2 separate regions of the Homo sapiens genome follow, and region 1 is linked to region 2. Evidence: read pairs that join two places in POLR2A ChIA-PET (ENCODE). Cell type or tissue: OCI-LY7. All regions are shown on one strand. Links, peaks and the distances in the headings refer to the core of each region. The heading gives the core; the rest is flanking DNA. Region 1 overlaps RHBDD1 (rhomboid domain containing 1). Region 2 overlaps IRS1 (insulin receptor substrate 1).

What was found. ChIA-PET counts read pairs that join two places held together with the same protein. Peaks named below come from ENCODE experiments on the same cell type or tissue, not always from the same donor. Only the 100,000 strongest peaks of a DNase experiment are listed, where the experiment ranks them.
Region 1: POLR2A ChIA-PET joins it to region 2 with 9 read pairs; 2 of 35 experiments call an interaction of 5 or more read pairs at or near these places.

Annotation. Positions count from the first base shown.
Region 1 is chr2:226,920,471-226,936,299 of GRCh38, reverse strand. The region is part of intron 8 of RHBDD1 (rhomboid domain containing 1); the gene reads right to left. Among named protein-coding and RNA genes, the nearest start is that of RHBDD1, 92 kb to the right of the region's middle. In OCI-LY7, for the core only: no CTCF peak of the experiment used is centred there; no DNase peak of the experiment used is centred there.
Region 2 is chr2:226,766,844-226,782,672 of GRCh38, reverse strand. The region is part of intron 1 of IRS1 (insulin receptor substrate 1); the gene reads left to right. Among named protein-coding and RNA genes, the nearest start is that of IRS1, 25 kb to the left of the region's middle. RefSeq lists an enhancer at 346-640. In OCI-LY7, for the core only: no CTCF peak of the experiment used is centred there; a DNase peak (open chromatin) is centred at 9,752; H3K4me3 peaks cover 2,641 bases; H3K27ac peaks cover 3,917 bases.

The sequences.
Region 1 (15,829 bases), core at 3,783-11,782, 150 kb before region 2:
ACTGTAAATGTAGATATAACCACAATCTAGATATAAGCACAATCTGTTGTAAAATTTCACATCTAGATACATTCTCAAATATCAAACTTTTATTCACTGAAATGAAAACCTTCAATACACACAGCAGCAAGTAAGAATCAGTAATCTAAAGCAAGTGTTGTTTTGCATTGAAATTGCTTTTAGACAATCTGGCAGATGGTACTTTTTTATTACATAGAAAGTTTTCCTGGGGGAGAACATACCAAATTACTTTTTAAAAAAAAGAAGTTAAGTGGTCACACAGAATTAGTCGTACATCTCTGTCCTGGCTATAATGTTTCTGCTATGCCAAGCAAGGCAGCAGTGAAAATTTGCATACATTAAAAATTGCCAATTGCATTATGCCTGCACTGGGCCAATAAAGGCTTGTATAATCACGCAACTGAATAAGGTACTACCATCTAATACATGTGTTTATCAAGTTAGATCTGCTTTATATAGCTGTTTGAATTTATCTTTCAGAGATCTTTCATCTGTAAGCCCTGAGACCTGTATGTCAAAAACTCACATTCCTGACATCTCCCAAAACTCCCATCTCTTTTTAGCTATGTTCTCCTCAGAATCATGGAACTGGAAGAGACTCTGAAGCATAACCAATTCGATTCCTTCATTATAAAAAAAAAAAATAAAACTGAGATCTGATCAGATTCAGTGACTCACAGCACAAATAAAGTTAGTTAATGGTTATGCTAGGAATGAAACTCAGGTCACTGAAATTCCCATCGTTTTTTCTTTGTAACACACCATCAAAGATGAAAAGAACATCAACATAATTTATCCAATTCTTTACAAAAATTGCCACACAGTAAGACAAATAAATGTTACTTTTACATACCTTGATGTTGCATCAGAAAAAAGAAAAATGTACAACTTAATTAAATAAATTATCTCCCCTTTTTAACTTAAAGCGTATCTCAATTGGTCCCTATGAATATATGATTGCTCATAAACAGGATTCAAAGGGATCATTAAATGCTCTGTTAACAAAGCACTACATATTAATTTGAAATCTAAATATTTTTTCTAATATGGCTTTCCCGGTTTTTACATCTAGAGACTAAGAAACAAAGCAGCAATCAGTTTCATTCTCAAGCCAAGACTTTTGTAGTATATTCCACCATAGTTTCATATATGCTACCTAGCAACCTCAACTGTGTAGTGCAGAGCTGGGGGTGACAATTCTGCTTGATTTTTTCACAAGACAGCCAAAGTGTGATTGTGGCCATTTGCCTTTCAGAAGAATCTAAGAAAAGAAGCACAAGTTACTCCACATGTCAGTAAGGATTTCCGGCTTCAACCAGTACCCATGCTGCACGCTGGCAGATAGAAATTGAAAAGGACAGAGCTTTGTACCCAGCACCAACTTAACCTGGTGGCAGGCTATTTAAAAAAAAAAAGAAAAGAAAAAGGCATAAATTATGCACAGAGGGATGTGGGGTTGGGGGAGAAAAAAAATGCAAGGAGCTAATGTTCCTAGTTGGCATCTGCCTTTTGACTCAAAGAAAAACATGGCTCCTTTCCAAAATTTTTCTATTACTGTGGTATCAGCTGCCTCTTGGATTCATTTATAAAAGCTGAGACTGCCAACAGAACAAGACAAGATTTTTGTTAGTAGTAGTAAATGTTCAAGCCCCTTGAAATAATATAAATTTCAATATTTCTTCTACAAAGGCAACTTAGGCATTATTATTCCTGGCATGATCTTTAGGACTTGTAATTATGGCCAGGTACTATTATGAAATACGATAATAGCAAATTCTGAGGTTAAAAGTTGCTAGCTACCTTGATTTTTCAATGTACCCTTACAATTTATTTAACTAAAGAAAAGTTTGAGAGGACAGTCATGCATCACTTAACCACAGGGATATGTTCTGAAAAAATGTGTCATTAGGCAATTTTGTCATTGTGCAGTCATTATAAAGTGTAGTTACACAAACCTACATGGCATAGCCTACTACACATATAGGCTATATGGTATAGCCTATTGCTCCTAGGCTACAAACCTCTATAGCATGTTTCTGTGGTGAATACCATAAGCAAGTGTAATGCAATGGTAAGTATTTGTGTATCTAAACATAGAAAAGGTATAATAAAAATATAGTTTTATAATGTTATGGGACCACTGTCACATATGTGGTCTGTTGCTGAGCGAAACATTATGTAATGCATGACTATAAATAGTACTGGATGTTTCTCTGGGGTACTGGCATTCTTTCTACCAAATGAGCTTGTTAGTGGGTCTTTTCAAAACTCAGTATTATTGGTAACTATTACATTAACTCCTTAGTCTAAAACCTTGGAATCCAAGAGAGATTTACCCAGACTTTTAAAAAGAAACTATAGTTTCTATCTATTTCATGATGGAAAAATCCTCTTTATGTAAGAAAACAAAATTGATAAATAGTATGCAAGAAATGATAATTCAAACCCCAGTGAAGAATAAGGAATGCTCCTAGCTTCCTCTTGGGATGTAGAAAGCTGGAAAGGGCATCACTTTCATCCTTATAAAAAACATAAATGCTACATAATCCTTAAATTAACTTGTTTTTTTTAATTGGGCAGCCTCCCAAGCCAGAGTAGGCTCAGAGAGACTACCTAATAACTTTTCTTGAACCCATCAAAGACCTGAGGTAGCAGATCAGCCAACTAAACAAATATAAATCTAAAATGACACATGAGCACTTCCTCACCTAGGACAGTCTCTGCTGGACACCAGTGAAAAAATTTCGGCCAAATTGTAAGAAGATTGGTAAAGGCTGACTGTAAGCCAGCAAGGGAACCCAGAATCCCCGGAGGGCTATGATATAAAGAAATTCACACCCACTTTCAGGTTTTCTCAGAACCTCATCTGGTCTCACAAGAGAGACTAGGGAGAGTCCAGAGAAAGCATCCTTTATCACTATGGTACAGTCCTGTGGGAAAAGAACAGCACCCACTCCAGGAAATGTATGAAAGGCTGCCCAGATCCTTCTCCCCTAGATAGCCTATGGAATAATGCCTTACATGCCTGAAAGAAGAGCAAAAACCACTGAGAGGGTTTGGATGTGCCCCCACCCAAATCTCATCTTGAATTGTAATCCTCATAATCCCCACACGGTGGTAATTAGATCACAGGGGCGGTTTCTTCCATGCTGTTCTCGTGATAGTGAGTGAGGTCTCATGAGATCTGATGGTTTTATAAGCCTCTGGCATTTCCCCTGCTTGCACTTACTCTGTCCTGCCACCCTGCGAAGAACGTGCCTGCTTCTCCTTTGCCTTCCACCATGATTGTAAGCTTCTTGAGGCCTCCCCAGCAATGTGGAACTGTGAGTCAATTAAACCTCTTTTCTTTATAAATTACTCTGTCTCAGGTATTTCTTCATAGCAGTGTGAGAACGGACTAGCAGAACCACCATTTCCCTTGGGGAGCTAGTGAAAACATATGGCAACTTTAAGAAGGGAAAAGGAAGAAAAATAAAACATACCCTCTAAATCCGGGGGAGGGGCAAGAACACTGAGAAGGCCATACTGCCAAACCCAGGGGCACAGTAACTGCTTAAGACTAAGGCTTAATCAGGACATACCCATAACTTGCCTCTCACCACCAGACTACAAAGCATAGAGCAACAAGTAATTGCACTATACTACCGGGAGAGGGACAAGGGAGTGGAAGGAGAACCTATCCGAGTCACAGCACAAAACGAGGACCTGAAACTGAAGTTCAAGCAGATACCGAGAAAAACCCTCTGGTAAATCATGCCCATCCTTAAAATAAGGTGATGGTAAAGGAATTTGAAGTCTTTGATGTGTCCAGAGTAACTATTGCAACAATAGGTATTCAGTATTACTCATAATTATCACAGGTAATTCAAAATACTAACAGAATTCATTAAATCGAGGAGACAATCAGTAGGGATACAGAAGTCCTAGAAAAAACTATCAGCTAAGTTCATCTAAATAACATTTAAATAGAACATTCTATCCAACAACAGCAGAATACACATTCTTTTCAGGTGCACGTGGCATTTTTACCAGGATGAAGTGTAATACAGCACAACCAGGTGAGATTTATCCTGGGAATGCAAAACTGCTTTGGCTTTGAAAATCAAAGTAATATAGTATGCTAATAAAAAAGAAAAACTATATAATCGTCTCAACAGATAGAGAAAATATTTTTAAAATAGCAAACCTCATCCTACAAAAAAACATAAAATACTTAGGTATAAATCTAAGAAAACATATGGAGGATCTGCATGTTCGAAACTATAAAACACTGGTCAAAGAAATCAAAGAAGACCTAAGTACATGGAGAAATATACCATATTCATGGATTGAAAAACTCATTGTTGTTAAGATGTTAATTTTTCCCAAACTGATCTATAAAGTCAAAATCTTGGGATTTTTTTTTTCAGTAGATATCAACAAGCTTCTTCTGAAATTCATGCAGAAAGGCAAAAGATCTAGAATACCCAAAGTAATTTTAAAAAAGAACTAAGAGGATCCATGCTATCTGATTCCAGGATTGATTATACAGCAAAAGAAATCAAATCATTTAGTATTGGTGAAGGACAGATTTCCACATAGATCAATGAAAAAAATACAGAAAGTCCAGAAATAGATTTTCAATTTTTTTTATTTCAGTAGCTTTAGGGGTACAAGTAATTTTTAGTTACATGGATGAATTGTATAGTGGTGAAGTCTGAGATTTTAGTGCACTCATCACCCAAGTAGTGTACATTGTATCCAATATGTAGGCTTTTTAATCTCTCACCCCTTTCTCACCCTTTCCCCTTCTGAGTCTCAAAAGTCTGTTAAACCACTCTGTATGTCTTTGCATACTCATAGTTTAGCTCCCACTTATAAGTGAGAACATATGGTATTTGGTTTTCTATTCCTGAGTTATTAATACTTAGAATATTGGCCTCCAGCAGCCCCATCTAAGTTGCTGCAAAAGACATTATTTCATTCTTTTTTATGGCTGAGTAGCATTCCATGGTGTATATATATCACATTTTCTTTACTCATTGGTTGATGGACACTTGTTTCCGTATCTTTGCAACTGTTAACTATGCTGCAATAAACATATGCATGCAGGTGTGCATAATGACTTCTTTTGATATAATGACTTTTCCTTTGAGTAGATAATCAGTGGTGGGAATGCTGAATCAAATGGAAGATCTACATTTAGTTCTTTGAAGAATCTCTGTACTGTTTTCCATAGAGGTAACTAATTTACATTCCTACCATCAGTGTATAAGCATTCCCTTTTCCCCACATTCACACTAACATCTATTGCTTTTTGACTTTTTAGTAATGGCCACTCCAGTTGGGGTAAGGTAGTATCTCATATTGTGGTTTGAATTTGCATTTCCCTGATGATTAGTGATGTTAAGCATTTTTTTCATACGTTTCTTGGTCATTTGTATGTATTATTTTGAGGAATGTCTATTCATGTCATTTGCCCAGTTTTTGACAGGTTTATTTTTTTTTCTTGTTGATTTGTTCGAATTCATTGTAGATTCTGGATATTAGTCCTTTGTCAGATACATAATTTGCAAATATTTCCTCCCATTCTGTGGGTTGTATTTTACTCTGATAATTATTTCTTTTGCCATGCAGAAACTTAATTTAACTGGCTCCCATTTATTTATTTTTGTTTTTGTTGCATTTGCTTTTGGGGTCTTAGTCATAAATTCTTTGCCTAGGCCAATGTCCAGGGAAGTTTTTCCTAGGTTTTCTTCTAGAATTCTTATGGTTTCAGGTCTTAAGATTTAAGTCTCTAATTGATTTTAATTTTTTATATGGTGAGAGATAGGGATAGTTTCATATTCTGCATGTGGCTGTTTTCCCAGCACCATTTATTGAATAGGGTGTCCATTCCTCAATTAATGTTTAAGTTTTGTTGAAGATCAGCTGGTTTTAAGTATTTGGCTTTATTTCTGGGTTCTCTATTCTGTTCCATTGGTCTTTGTATCGACTTTTACAGCAGTACCATGCTGTTTTAGTTACTACATCCTTGTAGTGTAATTTGAAGTCAGGTAATGTGATGCCTCTGGATTGTTCTTTTTGCTTCGGACTGCTTTGGCATTCAGGCTCTTTTTTGGTTCCATATGAATTTTTGGGTTATTTTTTACATTTCTGTGAAAAACAGTGTTAGTATCTTGATAGGAATTGCATTGAATATGCAGATTGCTTTAGGCATTATGGTCATTTTCATGATATTGATTCTTCCAATACCTGAACATGGGACATACATTTGTTTGTTTGTATCATCTATGATTTATTTGAGTAGTATTTTATAGTTTTCCTTGTAGAGACCTCCTTTGTTAAGTTTATCCCCAGTTTGTTTTGTTTTGTTTTGTTTTTTGTTTTGTTTGTTTGCAGCTATCATAAAAGGGGTTGAGTTTTGGATTTGATTCTCAGCTTAGTGGCTGTTGGTGTGTAGCAGTGCTACTGATTTGTATACATTAGTTTTATAACCTAAGACTTTACTGAATTCATTTATAAAATCTAGGAAGTCTTTTGGAGTCGTCTTTTGGGTTTTCCAAGCATACAATCATATCATCAGCAAACAGAGACATTTTGACTCTCTCTAATTTGAACGTCCTTTCTTTTTCTTGCCTGACTGCTCTAGCTAGGACTTCCAGTAATGTGTTGAATAGAGTGGTGAAAGCGGGCATCCTTATCTTGTTCCAGTTCTTAGAGGGAATTCTTTTCACCTTTTCTCCCATTCAGTATGATATTGGCTGTAAGTCTGTCACAGATAGCTTTTATTTTGTTGAGGTATATTCCTTCGATTCCTAGTTTGTTGACATTTTTTATCATAAATGGATGCTGGACTTTAGCAAATGCTTTTTATGCATCAATTGAGATGATCATATGGTTTTTGTTTTTAATTCTGTTTGTGTGATGAATCACATTTATTGACTTGTGAATGTTGAACCATTCCTGCTACCCTGGGATGACACTCATTTGTTCATGGTAAATTATTGTTTGGATGTGCTGTTGGATTCAGTTTGCTAGCATTTTGTTGAGAGTTTTTGCATCTACGTTCATCAGAGATATTTGTCTGTATTTTTATTCTTTTGTTATGTCCTTTTGTGGCTTTGGTGTCATGGTGATACCGGCTTCATAGAATGAATTAGGGACGATTCCCTCTTTCTCAGTCTTTTGGAATAGTTTCAGTAGGACTGGTACCAATTCTTTGAATGTCTGGTAGAATTTGGCTGTGAATCTGTCTGGCACTGGGTTTTTTTTGTTGGCAATTTAAAAAATTATGGATTCAATCTCACTGGTTGTTATTGGTCTGTTCAGGATTTCTATTTCTTGCTGATTAAAGCTAGGAGGGTTGTATATTTCCAGGGATTTATCCATTTCCTCTAGATTTTCTAGTTTGTATGCATAGAGGTGTTCACAGTAATCTCAAATGGTCTTTTGTATTTCTGTGGTGATGGTTGTAGTGTCTCCATTTTCATTTCTAATTCAGCTTATTTGAATCTTCTCTCTTCTTTTCATGGTTAAGATAGCTAACGGTCTATGATTTTGTTTATCTTTTCAAAGAGCCAACTTTCTGTTTCATGATCTTTTTTGTTGTTGTTGTTGTTGCAATTTCTGTTAATTCTGCTCTGATCTTTGTTATTTTTTTTCTTCTTCTAGCTTTAGGTTTAGTTGGTTCTCATTTCTCTACTTCCTTGACGTGTGACATTAGATTGTCAATTTGTGATCTTTCAGACTTTCTGATGTAGGCATTTAGCCCTATAAAGTTTCCTCTTAGCACTGCTTTTGCTGTATCCCAGAGGTTTTGATATCTTGTGTCACTATTATCATTTATCTTGAAGAATTATTTAATTTCCATCTTGATATCATTGTTAACCCAAAAATCATAAAGGAGCAGATTTGCTTAATTTCCATGTATTTATATGGTTTTGTGGATTCCTTTTAGAACTGATTTCTAGTTTTACTCTGCAATGGTCTGAGAAGATATCTGATATGACTTCAAGTTTTTTACATTTTCAGAAATAGACTGATGTAAACATATTCAATTGTTATTTGAAAAAAGTACAAAGGCAATTCATTGGAGAACTGATAGTCATTTTTACAAATGGTGCTGAAATATTTGGAAGTCCACAAGCAAAAAACAAACTTTGGTTCATACCTCACATCTTATATAAAAACTAACTCAAAATGGGCTATATATCTAAATGTAAATTTTAAGACCATGGAACTCCTAAAAGAAAATGTAGCAGAAAATCATGGTCTTGGGTTACATCAAAAGATTCTTAGATACAACACTAAATGCTTGACACATTGATAAATTGTGCTTCATCAAAATTATAAACTTTTGTGCCACAAAAGATACTTTTAAGAGAATGGGGGAAAAAGCCACAGACTCAGGGAAAATATTTGCAAATCACCTATCTTATGAAGCGCTTTTATTCAGAATATATAAAGAATTCCCTAAACTCAAAGATAAGAAAACAAACAATCCAATTAAAAGTAGACAAAATAATGGAACAGAAACTTCAGCAAAGAAGATATATAGGTAGTCGATAAACAGAAACATCATTAGTCATTAGAGAAATATAAATGAAAACTGCAACCTCACGCCTATTTGAATGGCTAAGATAAAAACAACTGAAAATACCAAATGCTGGGAGAACCGAGAGCAACTGGAACTCTCATATACTGCCGGCAGGAACGAAAACTGGTACAAACACTTAGGAAAACAGGCAGATTCTTATAAAGTTAAACATAAATTTACCATATATAATCCAGAAACCCTACTCCTATGTGCTTACCTAGGTGACATGAAAACTTATATTTACACAAATTCCGGTACGTAAATTTTTATAGCAGCTTTATTCATAAATGTCAAACCTGGAATCAACCCAAATATCCTTCAACTGGTGAAAGGATTAAAACAAAAAAACAAAAAAACAAAAAAAAACTTCTGGTATATCTATACACTAGAGTATAATTCAACCATAAAAGAAAAAAAATTATCAATATAGTTAATAGAAAGAGATGAATAACAAATAAACTTTGCTCAGGGAAAGAAGTACGACCTCTCAAAGCTAAATACTGTGTGATTTCATTTATATGACATGCTGGAAAAAGCAAAGTTAAGGAGATGGAGAAGAGAACAGTGCTTGTTGAGGATTAAGGGTCAGAGTAGGTTGACTACAAAGGGAGAGTGATGGGTAATTTTCTGGAGTGATACAACTGTGCTGTATCTAGATTGTTATGATAAACCACTCTATACTTCTGTCAAAGCTCACATAAGTGTACACCACACGGAGTAAATTTCACTATAAATTTTAAAGAAATAAAAATATTAACAAGGAACCCAAAGAAATAACTGATAGGTGATCAGTTTTTATACAGAAGTGCATAATACAAGACTAATATTTAGCCTTGTAAAAAAAGATCACCAAAGACTACAAAAACCATTACTTGAAAGGTTTTCAAGTAATTTTTAGGAAACAGGATATTCATATGGTGACATAGTATCACTTCATGTGGAACTTGCAAACAGCAAAGGGAAAAATGTACCTTTGCAACAGAGAGACTTGTCAGTCACTTTCTGAAACTAGTAACCAGGTATTAGTGGTATGGCTTGACACAGTGTATCTCCTGACCTGATGCAATCTGAAGAACACAGTGTTACCTATGACATTTTCTTGCTAAAAATGTGTAACCCAAATCCAATTAATCAAGTCCTCAAATGTAAGTGCCAATATATACAGAAATACACAGAACTAACTATTTAAATACACCACAAAGAAATAATAAGACACCTACCATTCAATGAGACTGGTGTCCTGAAAAATTAAATCATAAAAAGGGCACGGTATGGTTTTTATATTAAAAAGAAATAATCAAATGCAACATCAGAACCTTGAAAACCTGACTATAAAACATACTCTTTGAGAAAATTAGAAAATTTCATATTTGGACTAAATGGTAGGTGTTACTAGGGAATTCCTGCTAATTTTCTTTGATGTGGCCATGATGTTGTAGATAAGTAGCACAATGGCCCTTATTTTTTTTTTTTTTTTATTTACTTAGTAGACACGGGGTTTCACTGTGTTAGCCAGGATGGTCTCGATCTCCTGACATCATGATCCACCCGCCTCGGCCTCCCAAAGTGCTGGGATTACAGGCGTGAGCCATTGCACCTGGCCAATGGCCCTTATTTTTCAAAAGATACACATTGAAGGATTTAGAGGCAAAGTAACAGGATGTCTCCAACCTGTCAGAGGGTTCAGCCCAAACAATTCTAGTTTCTCTCTTCTATCCTCCCTCCCTCTCCTCCTCTTCCCTTTCCCCTCTGAAACACACACACACAAACACACAAACTCTACATTCAAATAAATTTGGGAAATACTGCAAACCATACCTCCTTGAATATCCACAATGACACTGGTATGCTACTTATGATTCTAATTAGCTCTGCAATTAAGAAACCAATTAATTACATATTTCCCAAGCTTATTTGACCACAGAATTTTATTTTGAATGAATGTTTTGAACAGCACACGAAACTAGTTTCAAGGAAACAGGTCTAAAAAGACTCTTGAAGTGCCTTATACAGTAACTAACAATGGCAAAGGAAGCAGCTTTATAAAAATTTATATTAATTTGAATTTTATTTTCCTTTGAAACCATTGTAATTGTCTAAGTGTAAGAATCAAGAAGACATTTGTCAAAGGCCGTTTTCATTTTTTTTTCCTAAGGAAAAATATTTGGTTTGAGTTGGCTTATTTTATAAATTTCTGGCCATATGGTACATACTATTTTGTGCCTTACGTTTTTTCATTCAGCAATTATGTTGTAATCATATTTTCATGCCACTAAATTTTTCAAAAATGTTATTTTTAATAGATGCCTAATATTTCCATTTTACAATGAAACCACAACTGATTTAACCCTTGCACACATTGTTGTGCAAATTTCAATGTATTTAAGTTTTTGTTACTAAATTTAATTAGGGAATCAGTAACTTAAAAACAAATATTGGACCATCTCTCTATTATTTCCTCAGGCTAGATTCCTAGTCAAGGAATCACTGAAGGTAAGCCTCTTGATTATACATTTCCAATGTGTTTTCCAGAAAGGTTATACCAATTTGCATTCATATCAGCAGCATATAGAAATGTCTGTTATCACTACCAACATTAAATGTGGTGAGATGGAGGGAGGTGGAGCAAAACGGCCAAATAGAAAGCTTTACAGATCATCCTTCCCAGAGGAACACCAAACTGAAGAACTATCTGCAGAAAAAATCACCTTCATAAGAACCAAAGATCATGTGAGTGATCACAGTACCTGGTTTTAACTTCACAACACTGAAAGAGGCACTGAAGGGAGAAGGAAAGATAGTCTTGAATTGCCAATGCCACTCCTCATCCATCCCCTGGTAGCATAGACAGAGAATCTGTGTACTTGGGGGAGGGAGAGCACAGTGATTGTGGACATCCCATTGGAACTCAGCACTGCCAGAAAGCAAAACTGGGCAGAACTTAGCCAGCACCCAGGGAGTGAGCATTTAGACCCGCCTAGGCCAGAGGGGAATTGCCCATCCCAGTGGTCAGAACCTGAGTTCCATCAGGCCCTGACACCATGGGCAAAAGTGCTCTGGGGTCCTAAATAAACTTGAAAGGTAGTCTGAGTCACAAGAACTGCAATTCTTGGGTAAGCTCTGGTGCTGTGCTGGGCTCAGAGCCAGTGGACCTGGGGGACATGCCTTCCAGTGAGACATCAGCCGGGACAGCCAAGTCAGTGCTTGTGTTACCCCTCTCCCAACCTCAGGCACTGCAACTCGCAGCTCTGGAAGAGACTATTTCCCAGTGCTTGAGGAGAGAAAACGGAAGAGTAAAGACAAATTTGTTTTGCGACTTGGATACCAGCTCAGCCACAGTAGGATAGGGTACCGAGCAGAGTCCTGAGGCCCCTATTCCAGGCTCTAGTTACCAGACATCATTTCTAGACGCACCCTGGCCAGAAGAAAACCTTCTGCCTTGAAGAGAAAGACTCAATCCTAGCAGGATTCATCACCTGCTGACTAAAGGGCTCTAGGGACCTGAATAGGCCACTGTGGTAAACAGGCAGTACTTACCCCATGGTATCTGGGTGAGACTCAGAGACATGCTGGCTTCAGGTTTGACCCAAGCACATTCCCAATATGGTGGCTTTGGGGAGAGACTCCTTCTGCTTAAGGAAAGAAGTGAGGAAAGTAAAGGGAACTTTGTCTTGCAGCTTAGGTACCAGCTTGGCCACAGCAGGGTAGAGCATCAGGCAGGCTCTTGGGGTACCTGATTCCAGGCCTTGGCTCTTGGAAAGCATTTCTGGACCTGAGCTGGGCCAGAGGGGACCCCACTTCCCTGAAGGGAGAGATTCCCATTAAACAAATTTGGCAAAGAGATTGAAATAATTAAAACAAATCAAGAAGAAATTCTGGAGTTGAAAAATGTAATTGACATACTGAAGAATGCATCACAATTGACCAAGCAGAAGAAAGAATTAATGACCCTGAAGACAGGCTATTTGAAAACACACAGTGAGAGGAGACAAAAGGAATGAAGCACACCTTCAATATCTAGAAAATAGCCCTAAAAGTGCAAATCAAACTGTTACTGGCCTGAAAGAGGATGGAGAGAGAGAGGGATAGAAGTAGAAAGTTTATTCAAAAGGATAATAACAGAACTTTCCAAACCTAGAGAAAGATGTCAATATTCAAGTACAAGACAGTTACAGAACATCAAACAGATTTGACCCAAATAAGACTACCTCAAGACATTTAATAATCAAACTCCCAAAAGTCAAGGAAAAAGAAAGGATACTAAAAACAGCAAGAGAAAAGAAACAAATAACATACAATGGAGTTCCAGTAGTTCTGACAGCGGACTTCAGTGGAAACCTTACAGGCAAGGAGAGAATGGCATGATATATTTAAAGTGCTGAAGGGGAAAAAAAAATTTATCCTATAATAGTATATCCAGCGAAAATATCCTTCAAACATGAAGGCAAAATAAAAAATTTCCCAAGAAAAGCTGAGAGATTTCATCAATGCCAGACATGTCCTACAAGAAATGCTAAAGGGAGTTCTTCAATCTGAAAGAAAAGGATGTTAATGAGCAATAAAAAATCATCTGAAGGTACAAATTCACTGGTAATAGTAAGCCACAGAAAAACAGAATAAAAGGACACACTGTAATTGTGGTGTGTAAACTATTCATATCTTGAGTAGAAAGACTATAAGATGAACCAATCAAAAATAATAACTACAACAATTTTTCAAACGTAAACAGTATAATAAAATATAAGTAGAAACAAAAGCTAAAAACCAGGGGGACAAAGTTAAAGTGTAGAGTTTTTATTCATTTTCTCTTTGCTTGCTTGCTTGCTTGTTTGTTTATGCAATCAGTGTTAAGTTATCAGTTTAAAAAAAGGTCATATTAATTTCAAGCCTCATGGTAATCAGAAATCAAAAAATATACAACAGATACACAAAAAATAAAAAGCAAGAAATTAAAACATACCTCCAGAGAACATCACTCACTAAAAGGAAGGCAGGAAGGAAGGGAAGAGGAAAGGGAAGACCACAAAACAACCAGAAAACAAATAACAAAATGGTAGGAGTAAATCTTTACTAAACAATAATAGCATTAAATGAAAAAAGACTAAATGACACAGAATAGAATGAATATAAGGTCCAATGATCTGTTGCCTACAAGAAACACATTTCACCTATAGAGAATGAAAATACATATAGAGGCTGGGCACAGTGGCTCTCACCTGTAATCCCAGCCCTTTGGGAGGCCGAGGTGGGCGGATCACAAGGTCAGGAGATCGAGACCATCCTGGCTAACACAGTGAAACCCCGTCTCTACTAAAAATACAAAAAATTAGCCGGGCGTGGCAGCAGGCACCTGTAGTCCCAGCTACTCGGGAGGCTGAGGCAGGAGAATGGCGTGAACCCGGGAGGTGGAACTTACAGTGAGCCGAGATCACACCACTGCACTCCAGCCTGGGCGACAGAGTGAGACTCCGTCTCAAAAAAAAAAAAAAAAAAAAAAAGGAAAAAGATACTTAATTCCAGTGGAAACCAGTAAAGAACAGGAGTAGCTATGCTTATATCAGACAAAACAGATTTGAAGATAAAAACTATAAAAAGAGACAAAGAAGGTAATTATATTATGATAAAGGGGTCAGTCAATTCAGTAAGAGGATATATTAATTATAATTATATATGCATCTAACACGGGAGCACCCAGATATATAAAGCAAATATTATTAGAGCTTAAGAGATCGATCGATCCCAATACAATAATAGCTGCAGACTTCAACACCCCAGTTTTAGCAATGGAAAAGTGTTCCAGAAAGATGCTCAACAAAGAAACATAACACTTAATCTGCACTATAGACTAAATGGACCTAATAGATATTTACAGAACATTTCATCCAACAGCTGCAGAACACACATTCTTTTCCTCAGTACATGAATCATTCTCAAGGATAGACTATATGTTAGGCCACAAAAAAGTATATTAAAAAGTTGAAAAAAACTGAAATTATATCAAGTATCATCTCTGACCACAATGGAATAAGATTAGAAATCACTAAAAAGAGGAATTTTGGAAACTAGACAAATACATGGAAATTGAACAATATGTTCCTAAATGACCAGTGGGTTAATGAGGAAATTAAGAAGGAAATTCAAAAATTTCTTGAAGCAAATGATAATACAAACACAACATTCTGAAACCTATGGGATACAGTGAAAGCAGGACTAAGAGGGAAGTTTATAGCAATAGGCGCCTGTATCTAAAAGGTAGAAAAACTTCAAATAACATAATGATTCATCTTAAACCACTGGAAAAGCAAGAGCTAACAAAACGAAAAAATAGTAGAAGAAAAGAAGTAATAAAGAGTAGAACTAAATGAAACGAAAAAAACAATACAAAAGATTCATGACAAAAAGTTGTTCTTTGGAAAACATAAACAAAATCAACACACCTTTAGTCAGGCTAAGAAAAAAGAGAGAAGACCCAAATAAAAATGAGATTAAAAGTAGACATTAAAACCTATTCTACAGAAATTCAAAGGACTGTTAAAGGCTACTATGAGCAACTGTATGCCAATAAATTGGAAAACCTAGAAGAAATGAATAAATTCCTAGACACACACAATTTACCAAGATTAAACCATGAAGAAACCCAAAACCTAAACAAACCAATAAAAAGTAATGAGATTGGTGCCATAATAAAAAATTTCCCAGCAAAGAAAAACCCTGGACCCAATGGCTTCACTGCTAAATTTTACCAAACATTTAAAAAGGAATGAATACCAATCCAACACAAACTATTTTGAAAAACAGAGGCAGAGGGAATACTTCCACACTAATTCTATGAGGCCAGTATTATCCTGATACCAAAACCAGACAAAGATATCAAAGAAAACCACAGGCCAATATCCCTGATGAACATTGATGCAAAGATAATAGCAAATTGAATTCAACATATTAAAAAGATCATTCATTATGACCATTTGGGATTTATCCCAGTGATGCAAGGATGGTTTAACATAAGCAGATCAATCAATGTGGTACACTATATCAACAGATACAAAACCATATGGTCATTTCAACTGATGCTGAAAAAGCACTTGATAAAATTCAACATTCCTTCATGACAAAAAACCCTAAAAAATGAGCATAGAAGGAATACACCTCAACACAATAAAAGTCACATATGACAGACCCACAGCTAGTATCATGTTGAAAGGGGAAAAACAGAAAGCCTTTCCTCTA
Region 2 (15,829 bases), core at 3,414-11,413:
GAAAGCAAATATGGTACTGGAAGGGAACGCAGAGCCAGGGGATATCTTCCCACTGTCTCTTCACCAATGACTTACTGCTTGTCCCCACTTACACAACAAACTGAGCCACATGAGAACTGGTGCAGGGCGCTGGGCATTTTGTCTGGGGAGGTGGAGAGCAAGGGCCTAAATGGAGTCAGAGACTTTGAAATGGTTTGAAAGGGCTTTCGCTGCCTGAGCATAAATCTAGATTTGGGTAACACAAAGTTGCTGATTATTGGAAAGCAAATGCAAATGGTTTGCCACATCCTACTCAAAGCAAAGGCAGTACTTTAGTTAACTCTTCACCCAGCTCTCCCATCAGCTACTATTTACATTTTGCTTTTACCAGAATCTCAAATACCGTAAATGTTCCTGAGGTTACAGAACAAAACAAAACAAGACACTGTATAAAATATGTCATGGAGGGGAGCCAAGAGGGAGAGACTGAAAGTTGAACGTGGTGGTATTTATATTGTGATCTTGGCAGCTCCAGTCCACCCCCCTAACCCACCCTTACTAGCTCCCTCTGCCCCCCTTCCCAATTCCAGCATACTCTTTGAACCACAGCTAAACAATAACTTCCTTTCAAAGCGAATCCCATTCCTTCTGGTTAGGTTAAGGAATATTAATATTACATTTTTAAAAGAATAGGTAATAAATTAATTTCTAAAAATATTTTATTTCCATTTGTAGAGTACCCTGGAAGTTACCAAGAGTATAATTAAAACTCCCTTTTGCCCAAACGTGTGTGTGTGTGTGTGTGTGTGTGTGTGTGTGTGTGTGTGTATTTAGGGGTGAGGAGGAGGGCAAGGGAGTGGAAACTGCAGTCCAATAAAAAAGGTTACATTCCTAAAACTTGGTCTTTAAAAATATTTTGCAGCCTGAGCCTTTAGTCCCTCACAAGTCCCTACAGAGGCCGACCTTCAGAAAGTGTACAGGCTTGTTGTTTCTTGGGCCTTTGAACTGGGTGAAGAATGTGTCTCAAGATGGAAAAATGAATGGCTGGTGCTTTAGCCTCCAGCTTGAAGCTCGCTGGAGGAATGTTATTGTGTCTTCAAAGCCTGCTTCCCACCACGCTGTATTAGTTAGATGGGCTCATGGAAAGCGTCTTTGCATTATCAAGTACACAACAAAAACCCATACCACCCAATTCGATCTAATTCACTGGCTCCTTTTAGGTGGATTTTTAATTAATGTGTCTCTTCTCTATGAATAGAGCCCTATTCCACGGCTCCCTCCCTACCCCAACTCAGGATTTACTGTTACTCACCACTTTAGGAAACTTCAGCATTTTTCTTTTCTTTTCCTTTTTTGTGGATGGGAAATATTATTTTTAAAAATAATGGCAGAAGTTGTTTAGGAACAACTCTCTTAGCTGAGAGGAGTTCTGAATGGATTTCCAGCGAAAGTAAGTAAAATTGCATTTGCAATGTAAAATCAATGCCTTTAAATGCATTGACCAAAGAAAATGCCCAAATCTTTTATTAGCTGGGTTCAAGTGTATCAACCACCCTGCCTCTCCTTTTAGTTCAGAAAATTTACCCCTTCATGAAGGATGATGGAAGCAGTAACACCACCTGTCCTTGCTTCAGTTACTGGTTTTATGGCACTCCTTCCTACTAAAAATTGTGAGCTATTTGAGAGTAGGCTCACTCTTCATTTCATGACTCCATTATCCAAGTTGGTGCTCACAAAACGCTTGACACATTGAAAACATATTTATCAACAGTTCAGGGAAGAGTCTTGGATCAAGGGAGAGGATGGCTTTAGAAAAGTTTCAAACAAGAACAATAATGTGGATATTTTTTGAGTATCTCAAACCATTTCATTTGTCCAATATTTAAAAAATTCAGATTTAACAATATCAGATATATTAAAAAGTCCATCAAAATTACAAGACTGTAATCTGGTATGACTGAATATAAAAACTTGGATAAAATTAATTGCAACTTCCTATGTATCTTAAATCTTGGACACTTCCTCCCTTCCCCCAAACCATTCTTTTGAAGATTGACAGGAACTTTGCTTTGTTTTGACAAGATTTATTTTTGTGCTTCCAACAGTAGCTCATCAACTTTTATTCTACTAGTATAGTTCTTCTGATGTTAATTGTAGCTTACTGATCTAGGTCATAGCATAGCATTTTTACTGACGTTTCAGATATCAAAAGCAATGAGAAAATTATTTGAAAAATAAGCATTATATCACAGCTACCTCTATTTTAATTTAATTTAATTTAATTTAATTAATTTGTTTATTTGACATGGAATATCATGCTGTTGCCCAGGCTGGAGTACAATGGTGTGATCTTAGCTCACTGCAACCTCTGCTTCCCAGGTTCAAGCGATTCTCCTGCCTCAGCCTCCCAAGTAGCTGGGATTACAGGCACCTGCCACCATGCCCAGCTAATTTTTTGTATTTTTAGTAGAGATGGGGTTTCACCATGTTGGCCAGGCTGGTCTTGAACTCCTGATCTCGTGTTTCGCCCGCCTCGGCCTCCCAAAGTGCTGGGATTACAGGCATGAGCCACCGCACCCGGCTGCTACCTCTATTTTTAAAAAGAGGTCAGTTAGAAAGTTTGTGATTCATAGATTTCCCTCCTGATGTGTCCCATTGCTCCTCCTTTTTCTTCCTCTTTGTTGCTAATTAGCCCCTCTACTAAAATATGCATAAGGTTTAGGAAAAGGAATTAAATTTAAATGAGTCCATTTTGCCAGTGTAGCCCTTGGTAGGTACTCTGCTAAGATGTTACCTTGGTCTGGAAAACTGAACCTAATTGCTTTGAGACTTTTCCCCTGCATTCCCTGACTTTTGTTTCCACACTTCATTGAGGCTGGACTGGTGTAATGACCAAAGTAATGGAATGTGTATTCTAAACTGGTGTGTCCGCTACTGTAGCAATTGTTTTTAAATATTGTTGGACATTTGAAGTATTGAGCTAAAACTTAGGATCCAAGAACTTTTATAGTACTTACAGCAGAACATTTGTCACATTTGGGTATGAAACCCACAACTCCACAAGATCTGTAATATAAATTAGTTCTATTTTATTTTAAATAAGACTTCAGTTTTATTGGCCCTTCACGGTTGATTCACATTTTTGCTGCTTTCTAAAACTTGAAGATGTGTGTCCTTATAGATATGTGTCTGGTATTGAGCTAGGCTATTTCTCTTTTCACCAGCGTGGCTGAGTAGATTTGAATGCTCAGTGGAATGAGTCTGGCATTTGGTAGATACTGTTTGTTGTATCTAAATAATGAATGAATGTTGGACCATAGGATTTTAAAGCACAATATGGAAATATACCAACACCTCATTTATCTGTAGACCAGAATCATATCCTATTCAGGAAAATAAAGTTTTTGTTAACTACATTACTACTGCTAATACTTGGTGGGTATTGAATATTTTCTTAGATTTTTCCATTCATTGCAGAAGTAAGCTGTTGTAATTGCTGAACCTGAAATTTAAAGGAAATCATAACCAATCATGAAGATCTTGGTAGGGAGTCGTTGAAGACTCAAATGGTTGTAGACCTGTCATGAGAGAGCATTCTGGTTAAGTGGTACAATAAGGAGTTAGTGAATTTCTACTGAGTACCAGGCATACTCCTAAGTTCTTGAATTACAACTGTGAAGAAAACAGACAAAACTTCAAGCTTTCTTAGAACTTCCTTTCTTGAGGGCCATGTGAGTGAGAAAGCTATAGAGGACCAACTTTCCCAGGGCACATTTTTGTGATGTAATAGGGCAAATTATAAAAGAGAAGGAAGTAAGAGTTGAAGTTGATGTATATGTGCTTGAGAGAGATTGTCTTACATGAAAGTCGAGATCTGGAACAGGTGACATATTGAGAGAAGGATGTTAGGAGTATGTGGTACATCTGGGAAGCCCTAGAGAAGACTGGGGCTGGCCACAAGTGTGGCCACCTATGTGTACTGGGCATTGGGTGTTGGAGGGAACAGGGATGTCATGAACCATAGCTTATGTTGCAGCTTTGGATGGTAGTAATTTTCACTAGGTATTGTAAAGAGTTTTCTTTTTAAGACTATTATGCAAAAGTGGTAATGTATATACTCTAACCTTTCTTTTCCAAAAGTTTTTTTTTTTTAAATTCTGTTAGAAAACTATTTAATGTTTGGGAGGAAAGACTATCTTGAAACTGCTCTTATGTAAAAAGCTTTTACTTTGGTATTGCTGTGTATTTTACAAGTAAAGATCTTCAGGCATATTCCTGTTAAATCCATACATCACAAGAAGAAATCTCACAATTTTAAGGTTGCTTTTTCTAGTGGATAACAGCTTTTATGGTGAGGAAATTCCTTTATCGCTAACTTAAATCCTTCATTTACATGTGAGAGAATTTCCCTCATTCTGATTTTAGTAGTGGTGACAAATAGCCTTTTTTAAAAATCATGAGGCTATAAATTATATTTTTATCAGAAGATTTAAATTATAGAAATATACTGTAAAGTACTATTAAGTTCTAAAAACAAATTTAAAATAAAACACGATGACCATATTTAAATATGCAGAAGAATAAATGGAAAAATCATAACCTTGGTACTGCAACTAATCAGTTTGCTAAAAGAGGAAATAAGACAGGAAATGAATTTTCTAAGAAATGCTTAGAAAAAATATTTATAAATAGAAAATATTTTATAATTGATGAGACAATTCTAATTAAACTGACTATGACTTTTCTGGGTTTCAAATACAACATATATTTATTTGCTGAAACTTAATAATAGGGTCAGTGGATTAGTCCATTTTCACACTGCTGATAAAGACAAACCCGAGGCTGGGCAATTTACATAAGAAAGAGGTTTAATTGGGCTTACAGTTCCACCTGGCTGGGGAGGCCTCACAATCATGGCGGAAGGTAAAGAGGAGCAAGTCACATCTTATGTGGATGGAAGCAGGCAAAAAGAGAGCTTGTGCAGAGAAACCCCCGTTTTTAAAACTATCAGATCACATGAGACTCATTCACTATCATGAGAGCAGCACAGGAAAGACCCGCCCCATGATTCAATCATCTCCCAAAGGGTCCCTCTCATAACACATGGGAATTATGGGAGCTACAAGATGAGATTTGGATGGGGACACAGAGCCAAGCCATATCAGCGAGTTTCCTCTAAAAGAAATTTTCCATCATCTAACTATTCTATGAAGAACAATAATTCATCAAATACAGTTTACAATTTGGGGTTCTATAAGTGGTAAGGAACTTTAAATAGGTTTGAAAATCCTTTGGAAAACAAAATACCTGAATATTTATATAGTCACCTAAGCTTGTTTTATCACTCATTTTTAACTCAATAGCATTTTTAAAATACACTTTTTTATTTCAGGACAGTTACAGATTTACAGAATTATCCCAAAGACAGTACAGAGATTTACTATGTACCCCATACCTAGTTTCTGCCTTTATTAACATCTTGCATTAGTATAATACATTTGTCACAATGAACTAATGTGACACATTATTGTTAACTAAAGTCCATACTTTATTCAGAGTTCCTCAGTTTTCCCCTAATGTCCTTGTTTTTCTGTTCTAGGGTCTCATCCAGGATACCACATGGCATTTAATCATTATATTATGTGTCTCCTTAGGCTGTATCAGTTTCCCAGATTTTTCTTGTTTTTTATGACCTTGACAGTTTTGAGGAATAGAATGTCCCTCATTTGGGATTTGTCTGATGTTTTTCTCATGATTAGACTGAGTAATGTGTTTTGGGGATGAAGACCACAAAGAGTCTCACTGTGTTGCCCAGGCTGGAGTGCAGTGATGTGATCTTGGCTCACTGCAGCCTCTGCCTCCTGGATTCCAGCGATTCTCCTACCTCAGCACCTGAGTAGTTGGGATTATGGGTGTGCGCCACCATGCCAGGCTAATTTTTGTATTTTTAGTAGAGACGGGGTTTCACCATGTTGGCCAGACTGGCCATGAACTCCTGACCTCAAGTGATCTGCCCACCTTGGCCTCCCAAAATGCTGGGATTGCAGGCATGAGCCACAGCACCCAACCAAGGATTACACTTTGTAACAGTGCCATTTCATCACCTTGATAGGTGCCATTTCATCACCTATCAAGTGTACCTGTTATCAACAGGATTTCTCAAGGTCGATGTTGACCTTGATAACTTGGCTGAAGGAGTGTTTGTCAGGTTTTTCTGCTATAAATTTAGCCTTTTCCCGCCTTTCCATATTGTGCTCTTTGGCAGAAAGTCACAATACACAACCCACAATTAAGGATTGGGCAGTTATCTACCCACCCCCACCCGAACCACCCCACACTCACACACGATTCTTCTGCACAGGAGATTTGCTTCTTATTTACTTAGTCAATTCTATTTATATTAGTATGGACTCATGGCTGCTTATTTTATACTTCAGGTCATAATCCAGTAACACTTTATTTTGTTGCTCAAATTGTTCCAGCTTTAGCCCTTTCAGTTGGCGCCTGTGTCCCTTTGACATACTCCCATCATTGTGGGTTCTTGCTTTTGTATTTTTTTTGAGCATTCCCTTACTTTTTGACACTCCAATATACTACAGGATCACCTTGTTTATTTCCTGCCCCAGTTCTAAAATCATCAGTTTCTCTAAGGAGCTGCTTCCTTTTATTGGAGAATGTACAGTCTGCCCTCTGTAACCTTGGGTTCTGCATTCATGGATTTCACCAAGCACAAATCAAAACTATTCAAGGAAAAAAAAAAGGATAGTTGCATCTTTACTAAACATATACAGACTTTTTCCTTGTCATTATTCCCTAAACAATACGGTATAACACTTATACATAGCAACTACATTGTATTATGTATCATAAGTAATCTAAAGATGATTTACAGTATACCGGAGGATGTGCATAGGTTATATGCAAACACTACACCATTTTATACAAAGGACTTGAGCATCCATGGATTTTGGTAGGCACAGGAATCCTGAAACCAATCCCCCACAGATACCTGATGGACAATTATATTGGAAACTAAGATCTGGGAACTAGCAGTGTTTGTTGCTACTGAGATGTCATTTCTTCTTTGCCTTCTCAGCTGACAGAGCATGGAAATGTATGTGTGTACTAACCCATACGTATACACATATCTATAAATATTTCTATATGTAACCATCTGTATCTGTACTAAGCCAAGCATGAGTTCACATTGCTGTCTCTAACTCCAATCCATTTCCACATGGACCATTCTCGCCTCCTTGTTTATCTGTCACCTCCCACCTCAACAGTGTGAAGTCCGGCTGTTACTATCCTTGATCCATTTAATTGTTTGTTCAATTTCACTGCATACATATACATAGCAGTTCAGGATTGTTAACTCTAGCCCCATGGGAAACAACTTTATCAACTAGAGTACAATGCTTCTGTCAAGTTTCTTTTGCCTTTAGTCTTATAGGTTCCCCTCATTTCCAGAGTTACTTCGGTCAGCACCTTATTCTCCTACCTCTTTTACTGAAGTCTTTTCATGAATTTATAACACATTTAGATTATTTTGTCACATTCTGCATTCCATCCTGGGATCAGTGACTTCCTAGGTGTATTTTTTTATTTGCATACATTAAAGTTTACTGTTTGTGCTATAAATTCTCTGGGTTTTGACAAATGCTTAATTACTTGTATTTACCATTACAGTATCATGCAGTATAGTATCAAGGCCCTAAAAAATGCTCTGTGCTTCACTTATTCAACCCTTCCTCTCTCTCCCCAACCCCTGGCAATCTCTGATCTGTTTATTGTCTCTACAGTTTTGCCTTTTCCAGAATGTCATAAAATTGGAATCATTATAGTATGTATTCTTATCAGGCTGGCTTCGTTTACTTAGCAATATGCAGTTAAGATTCATCCACATCTTTTGTGGCTTGATAGCTCATTTCTTTTTATTGCTGGTTAATACTCTTGTATGGATGAAACATAGTTTATTTACCTAGACCACCAACCTGTTATGAAATGTTTCTCTACATGTGTTTGAAGACATTTGTGAAGTCAGGTCTCAGCTTTCCTTTAATACTAAACATTTTTAGGTTTTACTCATCATTCTTATTTTTAAAATCTTCAATTAATTTTGTGGCTCTTTCCCAAACCTTGAATATTTTTTTTGTTTGCTTGTTTTTTTTACATCATTTTCCTCCCCCAAATTGTCCAACATTCTGTAGTACAGTGTTTCAAACCAACTCCACACTGGACATAGTTGGACATTTGCTTCCCGATTTCCCCATGTTCTCTCCATTTTAATTTGCCCCATGTTAGTGTTTTACTTTTTCAGAGACAGAACTTTATAGGTTATGTACCACCTTGGAACCACTGTGATCATCAGAGCCTTTTTAAGCCCTCTTCCTTGAAGGACAGTTATTTGCATTTTAAAAAACAGATTTATTTGAACCTATCTACCAGTAGTCTTTTTAAAAAAGTATTTTGTGATTTTGATTCAGTATAGACATTTACAACATTTTTATTCTTTCTTACTATAACGGACTCTCAAGTCTCGGGGAATCAAGTTAATGAAGTTCATTGAGGCTTGGCTGTTGTGCTTTCCGGACGTCCAGTGGGAATCTGGAACTGCCTGGACTGCCTGGTCTGTAGTGTAGGAACAGGGCTTTCTCTGTTGGACTACAGGGAATTATCTCTGGGATCATAAGGAGGGCCATTCTGCCATGCCTCACTGTCTATCACCTTTATGTGAAAAAGGGCAGCTACTATCCAATTAGCTAAAAGGGCTTGAGGATCATATTTATACAGTCTTTCAACACTCAACAAGTACTTTTGAACCTTTACTAGGTACAGCATGGAATCAGCCTTAAGACTACTCTCCTGGAGTGGTTACAGTTAACCAAGGCAAAACCCCTTCTTCGCCTTCCTGGGGGAGATGTGATGGGGAGGGGCTGCTGGGTAAAGGGGCAGGCGATGGTGTAGGAAGGAGTTCACAAAAGCACACATGTTTTGTTTAAGGACCGAGATGCAAAAGAAAATAAAATCCCAGGTATGCTCTACAGTCCCATTCTTTTTTTTTTTTAACTTGCAAGCTAACAAGTTATACAGTCCCATTCTACACAATCTTTTCTTTTTTTTCTTTTAAAAACACAGACATTGATTTTTCTTTCTCTCTCACCGAAATTGTCTCAGCTTGTTGTATAATTCTTGCAGTAGAATTCCTGACATGCTAGATCATACAGATTACAGTGAGGCTTCTTTTATACCAGTGTGTATGTATGTGTTTTCTCCATATATTTAGAGTTTCATGTGTAATATTTCAAACACCTTCCCTTATAATCAGTTTGGCTGTCTGTACTTGTTGACTGTGAAGGGCCCCAGAAGAGTTGTTTCAAACAGAGAACCCAGCTGTTTCTATATATACATCCTATTCACCAAAATGAATCTTTGCAAAAAAGTTGTTTTTAATTGTTTAAATATTAACTAACCTGAAACAAACCTTATGTTCCTTTATAAACTGATACTAAAAAACAGGAATATATATCTGCCAATGGCCTTTGTTTCAAAGTTTCCAGAAATAGTCCAGCTAGAGTTACATAGGTCATTAGCTACAGACCTCTACGGTATTCTCTTTAGAAGTTCTGTGGCTGTTTGATTTTGCTTGTTTCATGCTGTCACCAAAGCCTAAAAGGAATTGGTATTACTGGACTATATTTGCATTTAGAGTGTGACCAGTTCTCTGGAGTACATATGCTGGGCTATTTATGAAACAACTTCAGCTGACAGCTGAAGATCAGAAGATGCTATTTTGGGAAGTGTCCTAAATGTGAGGTTCTGTGGTGAAAAAAAATTTAGTGTCTTACAGATAAGATACTTAAAACAGGAAGCAGTGGTAACTTACTGCTTCCTGTGTAAATATCCTTATCAGCATGATAAGCTTTAGGTTTCAGTTCTGCTTTCCTGATCCCAAGATTTATTTTCTTGTAATCATCTTCTATAAGAGGACTTAGAATTTTTTTTTTTTTTTTTTTACTGTCCATGTAGGGGGAAGAGAAAGAATTTACCAGCATCATTTTTCCTGTCTTGATAAGGTCCTGTCATTTCCTGCCACTCATAGTATTTGCTTGGCTAAGAGACAAATTATACGCTACTGTTCACTCATTCATTAGCTATATCTATTGTGTGTGGATAGTATTGATTCTGTATTTGTTTTAGTGCAAGACTAGGTTGACTATTATAAGTGAAAGATCAAATGAAAGTATAGAACCATCATGGACAAGAAAAGAGGAGATGTGAATTTTATTCCCGATTCTGCCACCTCCTGGGAACTGTCATTCCTTGACCTGATTTTCTGGTTCACAAAATTGGAGATAGTAATATTGCCCCAGTCTGTCTTATAATGTTGTTTTGTGGATCAAATGAAATAACATATGAAAGTAAAATTGTAAGCTGTGAATTGCCTCTCATACACAGAGTTTGTCATGGTTTGAGTTATATCCCACCAACGCCCCTTTCACCCTTAGAACATAGGGGTGCTTTTGGTTTTTGTTCCTTCCTTATTAAAAATATTTTTTGAACTCAGCCAGCTTCCTAGATTTCTTGGCTGTAAGAGTATATCAAGATTGAGTGCCTGAAAAGATACAACAGTGTTGAGTCTCTTGTTCAGATATTTATTTTATGAAGTATGAGTATGGTGTACTGTTAAATTCTAGGAAACTGGGTTGCATTTATTAGCTTGGCATAGAAAAAGCAAAGTTCTACATGTGGGCTAAATTATGTTACAAGCTGTAAGTATAAATCAGGATTAATGGCTGAAATATATTTATTAAACTTTAAAAGGAGCTAGGTACATGCATTTTATAGTTCCTGTGGATTTAATTATATATAAAAACTTGAAAATAAAAGTATGACTGGGGAGTGCTGAATGTTTTCTTCTGTAGAATTCTTGACTCTACTCTTGAGTCTCAGCACTCTTTGACAGAGAGATCCAGTGCTGTGTGCTGTGCCAGGCAGAAGGCATGAGCATCTTAAAGAGATGGATTTATATATGTATATAAACATATATATAGATGTTTAAGTATATTATATGTATGTTTAAATATGTATTATATATATTCAAGAGACATATATACAACAATTTACATAATCCATGCTGTAAGGAAAGCAAAATAACGAAACTACTAAAATTCTAACTCCTGGCCTCTGGGTAATTATAAATCAGTAACTAACTGTGGTTCATGGCTCTCTGTAAAACTGTCCTATGAATTTCACCCTTCCTCCAACCTACTCCTTTGTTCCTCTCCTCATTTTCTATTTTGCTTTTCCTTGAGTGGTGGAGCCGAATGCTCTGAAGTAATTTTGGAACACAGTGAGCCTACTGAGCCACCGGACAGCCGGCTGATACCATGTGCTTGGGAACAGGAAAGGGGACCCAGCTATAAACTCCTCAGCAGCCATGCCATGCCCTATCACCGTCATCCTTCCCCAACACCTTCTGACCTTGATAAACACAGTCAGGACCAAGAATGTGCTCATATTTACATATACCACTCCCTCCCATAAAAATAGGGTAACCTTTAAAATCACAAACAACACAGCCCACACTACCAACGTTCTTCCGTCACTGACAGTGACAGGATCTAGCTAGTTCTCATGCTCCAAAAGTTATATATATATACATGAACTTTAAAGAGAGAGGGTCTCACTCTGATGCCCAGGCTGGAGTGCTGTGGCATCATCATAGCTTACCCCAAACTCTTGTGCTCAAGAGATCCTCCCACCTCAGCCTTCCAAAGAGTCCAGTTTATTGAGAAAAATATTCGAGTTAAAAGTATCCCTAAAGATAATAAAGCTCAGAATGTTCTTTCTACAGACAAATAGACTCAGGACCATACAGTGTAAGTAACTTGGTTAAGATGATACAGCTGTTACATGGTAGAGTTAGCAAACAAAAACAAAAATAAAAACCCTGATATTCTATCTCCAGGTTAATGTTTTCTCCCATGCTATACTACATCAGGTTGTACATGTGTAAAATGCTTTGTCTGTTTTGTATCTTTATATACAACATGTTGTACATATATGTTGCATATTCACATATATATGTGTCCAAAGACTGTATGTTATAGATGTCATTGTTCATTCATTTGATCCTCAAATATTTGTAAAGCCATTCACTATTTTGGCTTTACTATTTGCTGGGAATAGGGCTAGGAATAAGACTTCGTTTCCACACTTCTGAGCTTATGTTCTAGAGGGAGAAATAGGCACTAAACAGATCAAGTTAATTCAGATAGTGGTAAGTACTCTTAGGAAAAATTAGGCAGGGTGGAGGAGTTTATGAACAATGTATCATACTAAATTTATCAAAGAAGCTAAGTAGACCACACTCATATTTAGTTTTATTGTTTTTGAAGTTTCTTTTGAAAAATTCTATTGGGCAAGATGCCATTCAGCAATTCACACATGTTTGAGGGGAAAATCATAATTTATTAGAATAATTAAAGGCTTTAAAAGGTAGCTTGTTAAATGAAGTTTTCTCTTTCATATGTGGAGTGTTTGATTATTAGCCCTGCTTGAAAATACTTTCTGAACACTGGTAATCAATTGCCTGTATCTATGACATAGTCAACCCTAGTCATAAAGTTTTCAAAATGCATTCATGACTGCTAGGACTTTATTACTGCTCTTTTTTTTTCAACCTCCTATATCCTTTCTGGGAGAGGAGTAGATTTCCTAGTGCCTCCACTGCTTACCAGACAGGAGAGCAGTGAAACTGGGAGGCTACATTTTGTAAGACTTGAACGGCCATACTTTATATGGCAGTAAGGCGATCAATGGCTGATATGTCTCAACTAAGATGAATGTATACTTGTGATCAGTGAATGGACCGATAAATTCAGAAAAGTTGGAAGACTCCATTCCATTGGCTTATGACTAATTTTTATATGCACCTGTTTTTCTGGAGTCATAAATAGAAAGTTTTCTAGAGATAACGACAAGAGTAGTCCTTCCCTGTTATCTGCCTCATTCCTACTAAAACAATAGCTTTGTTAAACAACTTTGAGGTTATAATGATGGGTTGATAAGTTGTTGCTTTTCAAGTGAAAGTTAAGTTTCTAAGCCTCCCATGAAACGCGTCGGAAACCTAAAACAACATCTGCATGTCTAGATCTTCCATCCATGTCTGGTTGGCTGGAAGGACAGCCTCGAAATGGCTCTGTGGTTCCTTGGGGTGCTGCAGGCCTGCATTGCCTTGGTCTAGTCTTCCATAGATCTAATTGCTTTCTGAAGACACTCCGGGCAGTCTTGCAGCAGCTTCTGTTTCCTTGCCGGTCACTGATTATTTGAACCTGGACTGTCCTGAGTTCAGTGTCCATGTGTACTGCACTGCCAGTGACCATCTTTGGCAGGGCAAGGCTGATGGCCTTAGTTGTCTTCAGTTTCATCATCTGTTCATAACTCTTTTTTGACTCTGCTTAGTGGATTTTCATCTTTGGCATGTATTCCGTGCTTTAAGAATATATGGTCACAGAGTGATTCGGTGATAGTGGGAGTATTGAGTTGGGAGAATCCTATTACTAGTTTCTAGGTTCTGATGGTCTCTTCAGTTGCATAAACAATATTGCAATATATTGAATATAGTTACATAAAACATATTGAACATGAGTTCCTATTTTGCAGACAAGTGTTACAACATTGTTGTTAGAGAATGGGTCACTGAAGGCACCATCTGTCTTGCCTCAGTGAGCTCTGGTTACTTTAAAGAAGGATTCGCTGGGTGCGGTGGCTCACGCCTGTAATCCCAGCACTTTGGGAGGCCGAGGCAGGCAGATCGTGAGGTCAGGAGTTCGAGACCAGCCTGACCAACATGGTGAAACCCTGTTTCTACTAAAAATACAAAAATTAGCCGGGCGTGGTGGGGGGCGCCTATAGTCCCAGCTACTCCGGAGGCTGAGGCAGGAGAATTGCTTGAGCCCAGGAGGTGGGGGTTGCAGCGAGCCGAGATAGCGCCACTACAAGATTTTGGAGAACTTTTGATGGCATTTAGATTGGTTTAGTAACAGCCAGAACCTAGTTTCACATGAATTTTAAGGTCAGCAGGTACAGAGGAGAGTTCAGGGTGGTTTACTAAGCTGCTGTTGGTACAATATTTAGCACACAAACATTCAAATTTTTGATTAGCCCTTTGGCTTTGGTTTGGTTTATTTTAGTCTTATTGATGATTATTTGCTTATTATTTTAATATTTCATTACTTTATAAAATATATTTGTATCAATGCAACAAGTATATGTCCATTCATTTATTCCAAATCTCATTCCTTGTTGAGATTTGCTATGTGCCTAGACACATTTTTGGAAAACAGAGACTATGTGGTGAATCAGACAGATAGTAGGTTTCTGTGTTCGTGGAGTTTTTATTATTCCAAGGGAAGAAACAAATGATAACCAATGAAATAGTGTAAAGGGATAGAGAAGAATGGGTAGGGTGGGCCATTTTTGATAAGGGTAGCCAGAAAGGAGGCAGTGACTGAGCAAACATCTGAGTGAAGTAAGGGAGAGACTTATGGGGCGAGGCTGTGTGCTGGTGAAGAGTGTCCCAGTAGAAGCAGCAGATGCAGAATCCTATGCTGGGAACGATCCTATGTTCCGGTGCATCTGGAGCAGCAGGGATGGGGTAGAAGGTGTGATTGGGGTAGTAAGCTAGGGTCTCACAGGGCTTCATAGGCCATGGGAAGTTGCTTGAATTTCATTCAAAGTATGATGAAAGCCTGGGAATGTCAGTGTGTGTGCCTGGACCACTCACCATGTTACTAAGTTTTATTCTAGAGGGACATGGACTTCTTCTGTGTGACGTGTTACTCCTCATGCCTTTGAGTTTGATAGTGCCAATCAGCTGAGACCTCTTAGATAATGAACTAAAGCCACCTCTACCCTAGATTTTCATACATTCATTACCAGCATCACCGAGGCTTATTTTAGGGGTGGCTCCAAAAGGTTTCTTTTTTAGTCTTGCCACAGCGGCAGGCTGCACTAGCTTCTGAGATACCCATTGGTCAAACCAGGCCCTTTGCGTATTGCCACCAGAGTTCAGTCCTAGTTCCAGGCCTGTCTGGATGCTTGGCCACCCAGGTTATGATCATTAATGCATTCCTTGCAAGACATGTGTGCTCTGGTTTCTTTAAAGCAGGATCTCAATTCTATAAAGAATGGCTAAGGGCCCTTTTGTTGGGGGTGGGGTGTAAGGTGCTCATTTTAAGCCTCCACCAAACATTCCAGCTATCAAGAATTTATCCCAGTTCTTTTGTATTTTGAGTTGGCCTTTTTTTATTTTGGAAACCATGTCACCTGACGTGACCCATTCTCTCATTGGCCCTTATTATGGCTTGCGCTTATTTCAGCACTCTTTTTATCTTAAGTGGTTTTTAGGTTATGTGATCCAAATTTAGCCTTGCTGATAACACTTGGCTGCCATTTGACTGGCACTGTGTAGAAGTCTGTATGTTTTAGGAAGTAGAGTATTAGTTCATTTTAATCCTTTAATCTTCCTGTAGGCTAGATACTATTCTGCTCTAACACCTACATATCAGGCCTTTTTTCTGGTGACATGCAAAACCTGTAGTAGAAACATTTGGCACTAATCAGGTAAATGTGAGTTTGCTTTGACCTTCATTGCCTTTTTTTTTTTTAACTTGATTTTACTAACTTCCTGGAAAATTATGTTGGCTGAGTAAACTTTTAATGATGTTTTTTATTATACCATTTGCTTTTAGGTGTTAATTCTGTGATCATTCTTGTTTTGAGCTGCTCTCGACAGCTGGCTCTATGGTTTCATGAAGGCATGCTAGTGGGTTGATGAAACCGA